2 separate regions of the Homo sapiens genome follow, and region 2 is linked to region 1. A link is an interaction called in ENCODE POLR2A ChIA-PET data of the cell type or tissue named here. Cell type or tissue: PC-3. All regions are shown on one strand. Links, peaks and the distances in the headings refer to the core of each region. The heading gives the core; the rest is flanking DNA. Region 1 overlaps SYNPO2 (synaptopodin 2). Region 2 overlaps SYNPO2 (synaptopodin 2).

Region 1 (5,387 bases), core at 142-5,141:
GTCAGGTTTACAGAGTCAGCAAGGGTGAAACTGTTTTGCCCACTGCCTACAATTTTAAGTTATACATCTCTAAGTTTAAATCTAGTTCTGTGACCTTGGGCAAGCTACAAAAATCTCCTCAAAGTTCAGTTTACTTTTCATCACATAGTGAGTGCTTAATAATTTCAGTGTCTTTCATTTGAAAATTGGAAACAAATTAGATATTACAGGATCAGAAATACATATTTTGTAAGCTGGCTATCCCCGCTTGCTCACCTGCTTTTTCTCCCCATTCACACCACTTTTTCACACCAATGGTCCCCACTTATTATAACTCAACTTATGATGTTTCAACTTTACAATGGGCTTATACATGCATTAAATGCATTTTTGACTTATGGTATTTTTTGATTTATGATGGGTTTTGTGGGACATAGTCCCATTGTAAGTTGAGGAGCATCTGTAGAGTGAAAAACGTTTGAATTTTTGAGTAAGTCAGAATTATAGAATTAGTAATTCTATATTATTATGTGAATTCTGTTAATTATTATATGAATTCCATCAATTATAGAATTATTAATTCAAGGATTCTATTATACTATTATTAAAATTATAGTACCTCAAATATAAGACTTTCTCAGCATTTTAAAAAGTAGTTTTATTATACATATATACGTATAATGATTCTAGTAAGGCACACACTTGCACTAAGTGTGTGCACACAGAGGTCAGCTTCCTTTCACGGTGGTGCTGATTTTTAAGAGAAAGCCACAGCATAGCACGTATGATATGATACTGGCAGTTTTCGTTTCTGTGATGAGTGAGGATGAATTAATCCCTGTGCATGTCAGGTTTGGCTAACCACCATAAAAATTTCCCTTCACCAAATGTAAATATGTATCTTGCCAAGTACTTTCCACTTACTTTTTAAGCTTCATGTTTTTATTGGAAATTTAACCCATGCGTGTTGAGTTATTTACTGAACTCGGAATACTGTTGGGCAAATGCCAGTTCATAGCCAAAAAATTCCCTCCCCACAAAAGAACCCACCATAAATAGCCACATTTTTTTCTTCTTTCCTTTCATTTTCCTAACCACAATTTTGGATATTAATTAGTATCAGAACTAAAAGAAGCCTAGTTTGGTCCTGAAGTTACATAAAAGCTATATAGGCTACACCAATCAGTAGCCACTGGACATAAAACCTAAACAAACCCCACTGAAATAAGCAATCTAACATCACTCAGAACATAGTTTAACACAAGTAAATTCTTCATTGACCTGTTTTAAGATTCTTCTTTCTTCACAAAAGCAGGAGTCAGGTATTATTGTTCCCATTATACAGCTGAGGACGCTGACTTAAATCATCAACCTGCTTATCTTGGTCATATGATTTTAATTTTTGAAAAGAGAGTTGAGAATGAGAGTTAAACATAGCTAAATATTAAACCTGGACAATAATTATGTTTGAGCTAAGAAAAGAGGCATTTCTACAACACCTTTAGTGGGAGAGTAAATTTTAGTGCTCAAAGGGAATCAGCCGTAGCAAGTGGCATCTGTAGCATTTCTCAGTGGGATGAGATAGAAAATCTCACACAGGTATTGTATCTCAGGCCTTAGAGATTCCATACCTAGTTGTAGTGGTGGCTCTTTTTAGAGCCAAGTTATATAACAGGCTTTCTTGTTTGTGAATATACAGTCCATCCTTGACTCTCTTGCCCATCCTTGGCCACTGGCCCAGCAGAGGCCTAGACCCAGAATATTGTGGAAAACTGGATTTCTTGCCAGATTAGGTTTGACTTCCCTCACAGTTCACTTGTCCACACCTATGACTTCTCCCACATCTATCCCTAATTGATATGTTCAGCCTTGATTTTTCATTTGTCTTCTAGTCTTAATTCAACAATTTGATTGATTTTAACACATCCCTTTGCTTGGATACTTGCTAGCAATGTTCTCACATACAATCAATGTTAATACTGAAAATTTTGAAAAGAGAGCTGGGATTTTAGGGTTTCTTTCCCCAGATTTTGATTCTTTCCCTATGTTTCTTTCTTCTACCAACAGCATCACCATTATTAGGACTTTAGATTCATCCTTGACTTCTGCTTCTCTACATACCCTATCTCTCACTAAGGTGCAGTTTGCTTCAAATGTTGTCTCTTACCTCCTTCCTGGGGTTATTACAGATAACTCTAATCCAGGCTCTCATCACGTTGTTTTTGCAGAACTTTAATGGTTTCCTTGTTTCTCTATCTTCAGTCATCTCCTGTCTAGTCCATCCTACACACTGACTAATCTCCCTAGAGTGCTTACAAACCAATAATAATTTCTCATCACTACTGGATGAGAGCCAAGTGTTACATTCTGGCATTCAAAACTCTTTTCAATATGGTTCTACCCCAGTAATCCAACCTTACTTTCAATAACCTGTCACACACACCTTGCACCCACGTGAGGCCACCCTCTGCACCTCCAGGAGTACACCAGACTCTTTCCCACCACTGTTCTGTCATACTTATCTTATGGGCCACATATCGCTCAGTCATTGGGCTAAAGGAGCTAGACAAAGACCAGCACACAGAGTAACAAATAATTTGGGTGACAGATCCCAAAATCTATGTAGTACTACTGCTAGAAGGAAGACTAATCAACAAGTAGAATAGAGTTTGGGCACCTATGGCAACAGAAAATTTGGGGTTGTCTGGGCAAGAAGTTCCTTTCAGAAAAAGCCAAGCTTTAAGAGTGGGAATAGGCTGGCATATGAATGACAAACAGAGATGAAGGATCCAATACAACCATTATGAGGAACTTAAGGATACACACAGACAGGACTTGGGATATCTACTAACAAGTGGTAGCAGAGTCCAAGCAATCAGGCGAAATTCAAGAGCAGGACTTTCACCCCCAGGAAGGAGGAGGAGGTGCAAGGGGAAATTCCTGTCATAGAAGAGCTGGGTTACCACACAATTTATTAAGGGCACAATTAAGTCACAAAGAGTAAGACACACAGGGATATAGTTACAGGATTAGTTCCCTAGCACAAGGCAGAAGCCTAATCATCAAAACTTGGACTCTGGATCAGAGCCAACCAGCATTAAGTGACCCAGTCTCATACCCCAAAAAACACAGGGCTAAGAATATGTGCTCCACAGCCTGAGAGGGAATCTACCATAGTAAATGCCTTTGAACTTGAATTTCATTCTCCTGCCACTAGCTGTATGATCAGACACAAGTCCCATAACTTTTGTGAGCCTTACTTTCCTCAAAGTCAGGAGAAAAATAAATATTTTACAGATTTGTTGCAAAAATATAAAAGTGCCGGCTATGGAGACTGCCATTTATTAATAGACTCCCTGTCCCCTACCAGAGCTTTTGAAATCTTTCTTGCCCAATAACTGGATTGACTCTAGTGACTTTGTGTCCAGAATTGGTGGGTTCTTGGTCTCACTGACTTCAAGAATGAAGCCGCGGACTCTCGCGGTGAGTGTTACAGCTCTTAAGTTGGCACGTCTGGAGTCTGTCCCTTCTGATGTTCAGATGTGTTCGGAGTTTTTTCCTTCTGGTGGGTTCGTGGTCTCGCTGGCTCAGGAGTGAAGCTGCAGACCTTTGCAGTGAGTGTTACAGCTCTTAAGGCAGCGCGTCTGGAGTTATTCATTCCTCCCGCTGGGCTCGTGGTCTCAAGAGTGAAGCTGCAGATCTTCGCGGTGAGTGTTACAGCTCATAAAAGCAGCGTGGACCCAAAGAGTGAGCAGTAGCAAGATTTATTGCAAAGTGCAAAAGAACAAAGCTTCCACACTGTGGAAGGGGACCCTAGCGGGTTGCCAATGCTGGCTAGGGCAGCCTGCTTTTATTCTCTTATCTGGCCCCACCCACAACCTGCTGATTGGTAGAGCCGAGTGGCCTGTTTTGTCAGGGCGCTGATTGGTGCATTTACAATCCCTGAGCTAGATACAAAGGTTCTCCACGTCCCCATCAGATTAGTTAGATACAGAGTTTCCACACACAGGTTCTCCAAGGCCCCACCAGAGCAGCTAGATACAGAGTGTCGATTGGTGCATTCACAAACCTTGAGCTAAACACAGGGTGCTGACTGGTGTGTTTACAAACCTTGAGCTAGATACAGAATGCCGATTGGTGTATTTACAATACTTGAGCTAGACATAAAGGTTCTCCACGTCCTCACCAGAGCAGCTAGATACAGAGTGTCGATTGGTGCACTCACAAACCTTGAGCTAAACACAGGGTGCTGATTGGTGTATTTACAATCCCTGAGCTAGATAATAAAGACTCTCCACGTCCCCACCAGACTCAGGAACCCAGCTGGCTTCACCTAGAGGATCCCGCACCGGGGCTGCAGCTGGAGCTGCCTGCCAGTCCGGCGCCGTGCGCTCGCATTCCTCAGCCCTTGGGTGGTCGATGGGACTGGGCGCCGTGGAGCAGGGGGTGGTGCTCGTCAGGGAGGCTCGGGCCGCACAGGAGCCCATGGAGGGGGTGGGAGGCTCAGGCATGGCGGGCTGCAGGTCCCAAGGCCTGCCCCGTGGGAAGGCAGCTAAGGCCCGGGGAGAAATCGAGCGCAGCGCCGGTGGGCCAGCACTGCTGGGGGACTCAGTACACCCTCTGCAGCCACTGGCCTGGGTGCTAAGTCCCCCATTGCCCGAGGCCGCAGGGCTGGCCAGCTGCTCCGAGTGCGGGGCCTGCCAACCCCACGCCCACCCGGAACTCCAGCTGGCCCGCAAGCGCGGCACGCAGCCCCGGTTCCCGCTCACGCCTCTCCCTCCACACCTCCCTGCAAGCTGAGGGAGTGGGCTCCGGCCTTGGACAGCCCAGAAAGGGGCTCCCACAGTGCAGGGGACTGAAGGGCTCCTCAAATGCCACCAAAGTGGGAGCCCAGGCAGGGGAGGTGCCGAGAGCAAGCGAGGGCTCTGAGGACTGCCAGCATGCTGTCACCTCTCAACTTGAGGAGACACTAGCCTTGTGGGTGGGATCCAGCCATTCTCCTGATGGCAGGGAAGAGCTTCAGAGGCTAGAAATCAGACATGTCTGGATCATAATCCTACCTTGTCTGTGGAGCATCAACTCTGCCCTATAGAAATTTCTGCATTATGTAGGCCTTCTTTGAACGTATATCATGGTGAGTAGTGCTTGACCTTGTACAGTGTTAGCAATCCCACTTTTGACATCTCTAAAGCAACCCTGTAGGTTTATGGCATTGCCACTTATAATTTTGCAAAGACATAACTTCCACTCAGGAGTTCTGCAAGCCTGGTTCCAGGTAGTAGGTTACTAGCCAAGTGAGTGAACCCAGCAAATAGGACCTCATATATAGTCCAACATAGTTTTGTTGTTATCAAGTTGCCGTTGCATGAATATTTTATGAGGGAATTATATGCTACTGTAGAATTTGT
Region 2 (5,387 bases), core at 172-5,171, 55 kb before region 1:
ATGAGCTTACCTTTAGCAATCCTTCCCATTCAGCTTTTTATACAAATTCTTTGCCATACAAATTCCACATTATAAAAACTTTCTAGAAACTGAAAGTTCTTTTTTTAAACTTTAAAAAATCCATTTTTTAAACAATGTTTGCCAACATATAATTCCAAACTGAAACCAGATGTCTTAATGTTTGCTGAAAAAAGTTATTTTATCATTTCACATGTACCCAGGTGTGTATATTTATATAATTTGTTTATATGTAATAGATTATGGTATATGAAAAACATTAAACAAACCTACAGATGTGTTTGGCTAAGTGGTTCATCCAATAGGTAATGTATTTTACACATTATTTCATAGTATTCTGTTCGTTGGTTGTTGAGACTATGTTCAAATAGAAATGGAAAGGGGTTTATCACTAGAAACAGGTTTGATTTCCTTAAAAGGCAGTTGTTTCTTTTTTCCTTTGCTTCTCTGGAGAATTGGCTGCAAACTGGGAATAGTTCTCCTCTGACTCATTTGCAGAGCAGCACTAGAGCATATAGAGTTCAGATAAAATTATAATGAAACATTCTAATTTGATGATGTGGAACAAGAGAGTAGTTTCTAAAAGAAAATTTTACAGATTGCGTTTACTTAAATCTGCTTTGCAGATAAAGTAAGTTGTTCCTTAAAAACAACTTAGTCCAAACATCGGGATAAGATTTTCATTTGCCTTTCAAACTCAATATTGCTAGTTTGCCAGAAGACATGACATACACAGTTATATTAGGTAGCAATAATTTAATTCTTCATCAAGTATTTTGAAGGTAATGCAATGACTATTTTAGATTTCCAAGTCCATCAAAATACAGATTAAAAAGTTTTAAAATGTTTTTAAAAATATTATTAATTGTACCAACCAGACAGAATATGCTAAAATTAGGACTATTATGAAACTAAATATACATTTTAAAAATTCTATGGCAGCACCAGCAGAAATGTTTTGCCATTTTTAGCATGGTGTTCCTAATGAATATATGCTTTGAATACAGACACTGATTCAGTCATGTGCACAAGTATTCAAAAATACTCATTGAATATTTAATCAAAAAGGCTTGCTTATTGAATACTTACATAATATGAGGGAGAGCAAATATTAGGCATTAATATGACAGGAAGCGCTAGTCGATCATTGCACTCATTCTTCTGAGCCTGGATTGAGCCTCCCTGTCTCTCAAGCTTGTTTCCTTGTCAGTCATTTGGAATTGATGAGAATTGGACTTTGAGCTGAAACCTCTTTGTAGTCACTGTACTTAGCCATACTCCCCTCTCATAATTTGGCTACTTTTTGCATACCGAAGTAATTGACTGAAAAAATAAAAGTTTATTCATCTAGGTATCAACTTTTAAAGCTGTTTTGATGTCAGTAAACATCAGTTAAGGGCATACCATAAATCAAACTGGGCTCTAGGGATGCCAGGATGAATATTATAAAGTTCTTCTCTTCAAAAAGCTTACATATTATAGAGGCAGTCAAATATGTGACCCAATTAGTGTAATATGATTTTGCAAGTGTTATTGTAGAAGATGGTATAGGGGACAGTGGAGGCACAAAAGAGGATGGAGAGAGATCGGAAAGTTTTCTAGAAGGTGGAATATATAGCTCGAAATATGAGAAGGTGTCTTTCAGGATGGAGGAGAGAATCACAGAAAGTGTTCGAGGCAACAGCCTTAAGGCATAAACCAGCACGATCTGTTAAAGAGACTGAGTACAGGAGTTGGCTACAACCAGAGGCTCACTATGCAGCAAACAAGATGTAGTGGAGAGTTAGGCAGGAGCCTCCTCATTCAGGGACTTGTGATCCCTGCTAAGAAGCTGGAGTTTGATAATGGCAATGGGAATCCACCACAGATATTTAAATAATGGGAATAATATGATAACTGGTGGAGAAATTATTGGACGGATGAGAGACTGAAGGCTGGGAGAGCAGTTATAAAATTATCATTTTAGTATAGGTGGCAGAAATTAGTGGTAGAGAAGAGGAGATAGATACCATTGATGCAAAATAATTGGATCCTGTAGGATAAGGTGGTTGAAGAGTTGTGGGAGGCAATGAAGGAGAAAGAGGAATCTGGGATGACTTGGATATTTGAGCGGAATTTAGAGTAATTTGTGAAAACAGCGACTATAGGAGAAGGAATAAGTATGTAAGGAAAGATAAGGAGTTTACTTTTATGTATTTTTAGAGTGAGTTTGCTGAAGGACAGCCAGGGTGCCTAGTAAGCAATTTTATATAAGAACTCAGAGCTCAGGAAAAGGGAAGGACTAGAATTCATCTGTGTGCAGCTGGTGGTTGAAGTCATTGGAGTGAGTGAGATCACCCATGTCATAAAAAACAACTTTTATCTAAGTGATTCGACTGTGCACGTATTAGAGTAAATACAAGAACACTTGGCACCCACAGTAGGCACAGCACCAGATACTTGTTCTGTCTTGGACAGAACTCTAAGAACAAAATAATCCACCATGGAACAGAGGAAAGGCAATAATTTTCTGTCTTTCTCTAAACTGTAAAGTAATTTAACCATCAAAAGAACTCTTTGTAGTTTGAGTGTAATGTAAGAAATATGTATTCCATACCCCAGATTTATTAAAATTGCATATTGGAACAATTTTGCTGAGGTTAAAATAAATCTTAAAACAAATAAATATTTTCACAGTACACATATGAAACCATTTTTTTTTGGACACCAATCATATAATAACCAGGCAGTAGGTGGGCAAACTGGCCAAATCAAGAATGATGTCTGGCTGGGGAAGATTGTTATTAAGATCCACCTGATTTCTTTTCTTTTTTCCTTTTTTTTTTTCTTGTTAGAGAGAGGGTCTAGCTCTGTCACCTATGCTTGAGTGCAGTGGTGCCATCATAGCTCACTATGATGTCAGACTCCTGGGATCTGGAATCAAGTGATCCTCCCTCCTCAGCTTCCCTAGTAGCTGGGACTACAAGCGCGCATCAACACGCATGGCTATTTTTTACTTTTATTTTGTAGAGACAGAGTCTCGCTGTGTTGTCCAGGCTGGTCTTGAACTCCTGGCCTCAACAGATCCTCCCACCTTGGGCTCCCAAAGTGCTGATATCACAGGTGTGAGCCACCACACCTGGCCCAACCTGAGTTCTTTACCTAGTCCTTAAATGTTGGTATTCTGTAGGATTTCATGGTCAGTCCACTGTCTTCTCACTCTACATGCTATCCCTTAGAGATTGTTTCATTCTCATAAGTACTACTACCATCATTATATTCATGATACCATCATATCTTTAGTCTGGATCTTGCCTTCAAACCCATCTTCGACACAACAGCCAGGCTGACGTATCTAGAACATCTATCTGCCCATGCCACTGTCTTGATTAAAATCATTTGGAAGCTACACACAGTGGTTTGTGCCTATAATTTTATCTACTTGGGAGGCTGAGGTGGGAGAATCACTTAAGACCAGGACTTTGAGCCCAGCCTGGGAAACATAGTAAGACTCCATCTCTAAAATAAAATAATGATAATAATTAAAAAACCCTTCGATGCTTCCCCACTCCCTCCATAGCAAAGCCAAAGCTCTTTAATTTGGAAAAATAGATCCTTTATTAATTATGTCTTGTCTAATTCTCTGCCTTATCTTTCTATTGCCACTTAAGCTTTAAATTCCTACAACATCAAATTGCTTACAGTTACTTTTCATATGCACACACACACACACACACACACATACTCTTTTTTGACATCTTGTTTTCATTCTTGCTTCTCCCTCAATATGCAGTCCTCTCCCTCTTCCACTTGATTAACTTTTGTCACCTCTCCAGATAGCCAGTCTTGGCCCTAAATTAATTACCTCATCTCAGTGTTTTTATAATACTCTGTGCATATCTTTGTCACTTAACACATTGTTTCACAATTATCTTTTTATAGGACTGTTTTCCTCATTACTGGGAGTGCCTTGAGGGTTGGGACTGTATCCTGTTCATCTTTATATCCTTAGTGACTAGCATGGGCTTATAAATGGTTAAATAAATGAGGAGGGAGTGAATGTCCAAGGCAAGCTTGCATAAAAAATGCCTCCTTGTACTTGAGTGTAATTTTTTAGCCATTGAGTAATTCCAGTGAACCATGTGTAGATTTGTTACTCTGGAGTTGTTTCTGTTACCCTTTTTAATTATCGATTCGAATCAGGTGTTGTCTAAAGTAGATGTACGTCTGCATGATAGGGTTATTTCTTTCCCTGAAGAAATCCTTCAGGTTTACAGAAAGAAAAAAGTTGGCTTTCTGTAATATAAGAATATATATTATAAAAATATAAGCCATACAGGTAGATGATTCCTTTTGGAAGTAAAATGTATTTGTGGTGCTCCTTACTTTATCCTTCTAAATAATTCCCTGAGGAAACTCTAATAGTTTACTTACTAGCTTGATGGTGTAGTCAAACAGGTTTTGCTCTCCACTCTTTTTTTTTTGAACCCTCTTTTCTACCTGCATATTCACAGGATGTAGATATTTGCTACTTATATATTCTACTGGAACCTACATGTTTATAAAAAGGGACACATATCATCTTTGTTCATGTAACCAAAGAGGGTTAAGGTAACAGCCTTTTTTTTTTTTTAGAAGATCAACTGGCATTTTCTGATTTCTGTTAGTTGTGAATATAAGGCTTTTATTATAATGGGATAGAGAGACTTAGTGTTGTCTTAAATTTTAAACTCCAGGGAGAAGTGTCTGGTATTTTTCACATTACGTTTAGAGATCCCAGACAGATATTCGGCTCCAGTCTGTTAAAAAATAAAATCTTTTTATTAGAGTATCATCCATATAGTATAGTTTAGCCATATTTGGACTAGCTGGACTTATCTATAAATATATCTTTAGTTATACATCTGTACTTATAGGACAAAGTAAATCTTTAAAATAAGATAATGAATTCCATGGATATCTATTAAAGGAACTGTGGTTTCTTGCATATATTTTGGAAAACAAAATATTCTCTGCCATACACACAACACGATGGCAGCTTCAGAAAATTGGCGTTTCCTGGCAGAGTCATGGAATCAACCTAAATGCCCATCAACAGTAGATTGGAAAAAGAAAATGTGGTACATATACACCATGGAATACCGTGTAGCCATAAAAAAGAACAAGATCATGACCTTTTCAGCCACATGGATGGAGCTGGAAGCCATAATCCTAAGCAAACTCATGCAGGAACAGAAAACCAAATATCATATGTTCCCACTTATAAGTGGGAGCTAAACATTGAGTACACATGAACACAAAGAAGGAAACAACAGACACCAGGGCCTATTTGAGGATGGATTGGGGAGGAGAGAGAGAATCAAAAAACTACCTACCAGGTACTGTGCTTA

Evidence for each region. ChIA-PET counts read pairs that join two places held together with the same protein. Peaks named below come from ENCODE experiments on the same cell type or tissue, not always from the same donor. Only the 100,000 strongest peaks of a DNase experiment are listed, where the experiment ranks them.
Region 2: POLR2A ChIA-PET joins it to region 1 with 7 read pairs; 4 of 35 experiments call an interaction of 5 or more read pairs at or near these places.

Annotation. Positions count from the first base shown.
Region 1 is chr4:118,972,676-118,978,062 of GRCh38, forward strand. The region is part of intron 1 of SYNPO2 (synaptopodin 2); the gene reads left to right. The region is part of intron 2 of SYNPO2-AS1 (SYNPO2 antisense RNA 1); the gene reads right to left. Among named protein-coding and RNA genes, the nearest start is that of SYNPO2-AS1, 9.4 kb to the right of the region's middle. In PC-3, for the core only: no CTCF peak of the experiment used is centred there; a DNase peak (open chromatin) is centred at 2,286; H3K27ac peaks cover 1,655 bases.
Region 2 is chr4:118,918,065-118,923,451 of GRCh38, forward strand. The region is part of intron 1 of SYNPO2 (synaptopodin 2); the gene reads left to right. Among named protein-coding and RNA genes, the nearest start is that of SYNPO2, 32 kb to the left of the region's middle. In PC-3, for the core only: no CTCF peak of the experiment used is centred there; a DNase peak (open chromatin) is centred at 487; H3K4me3 peaks cover 579 bases.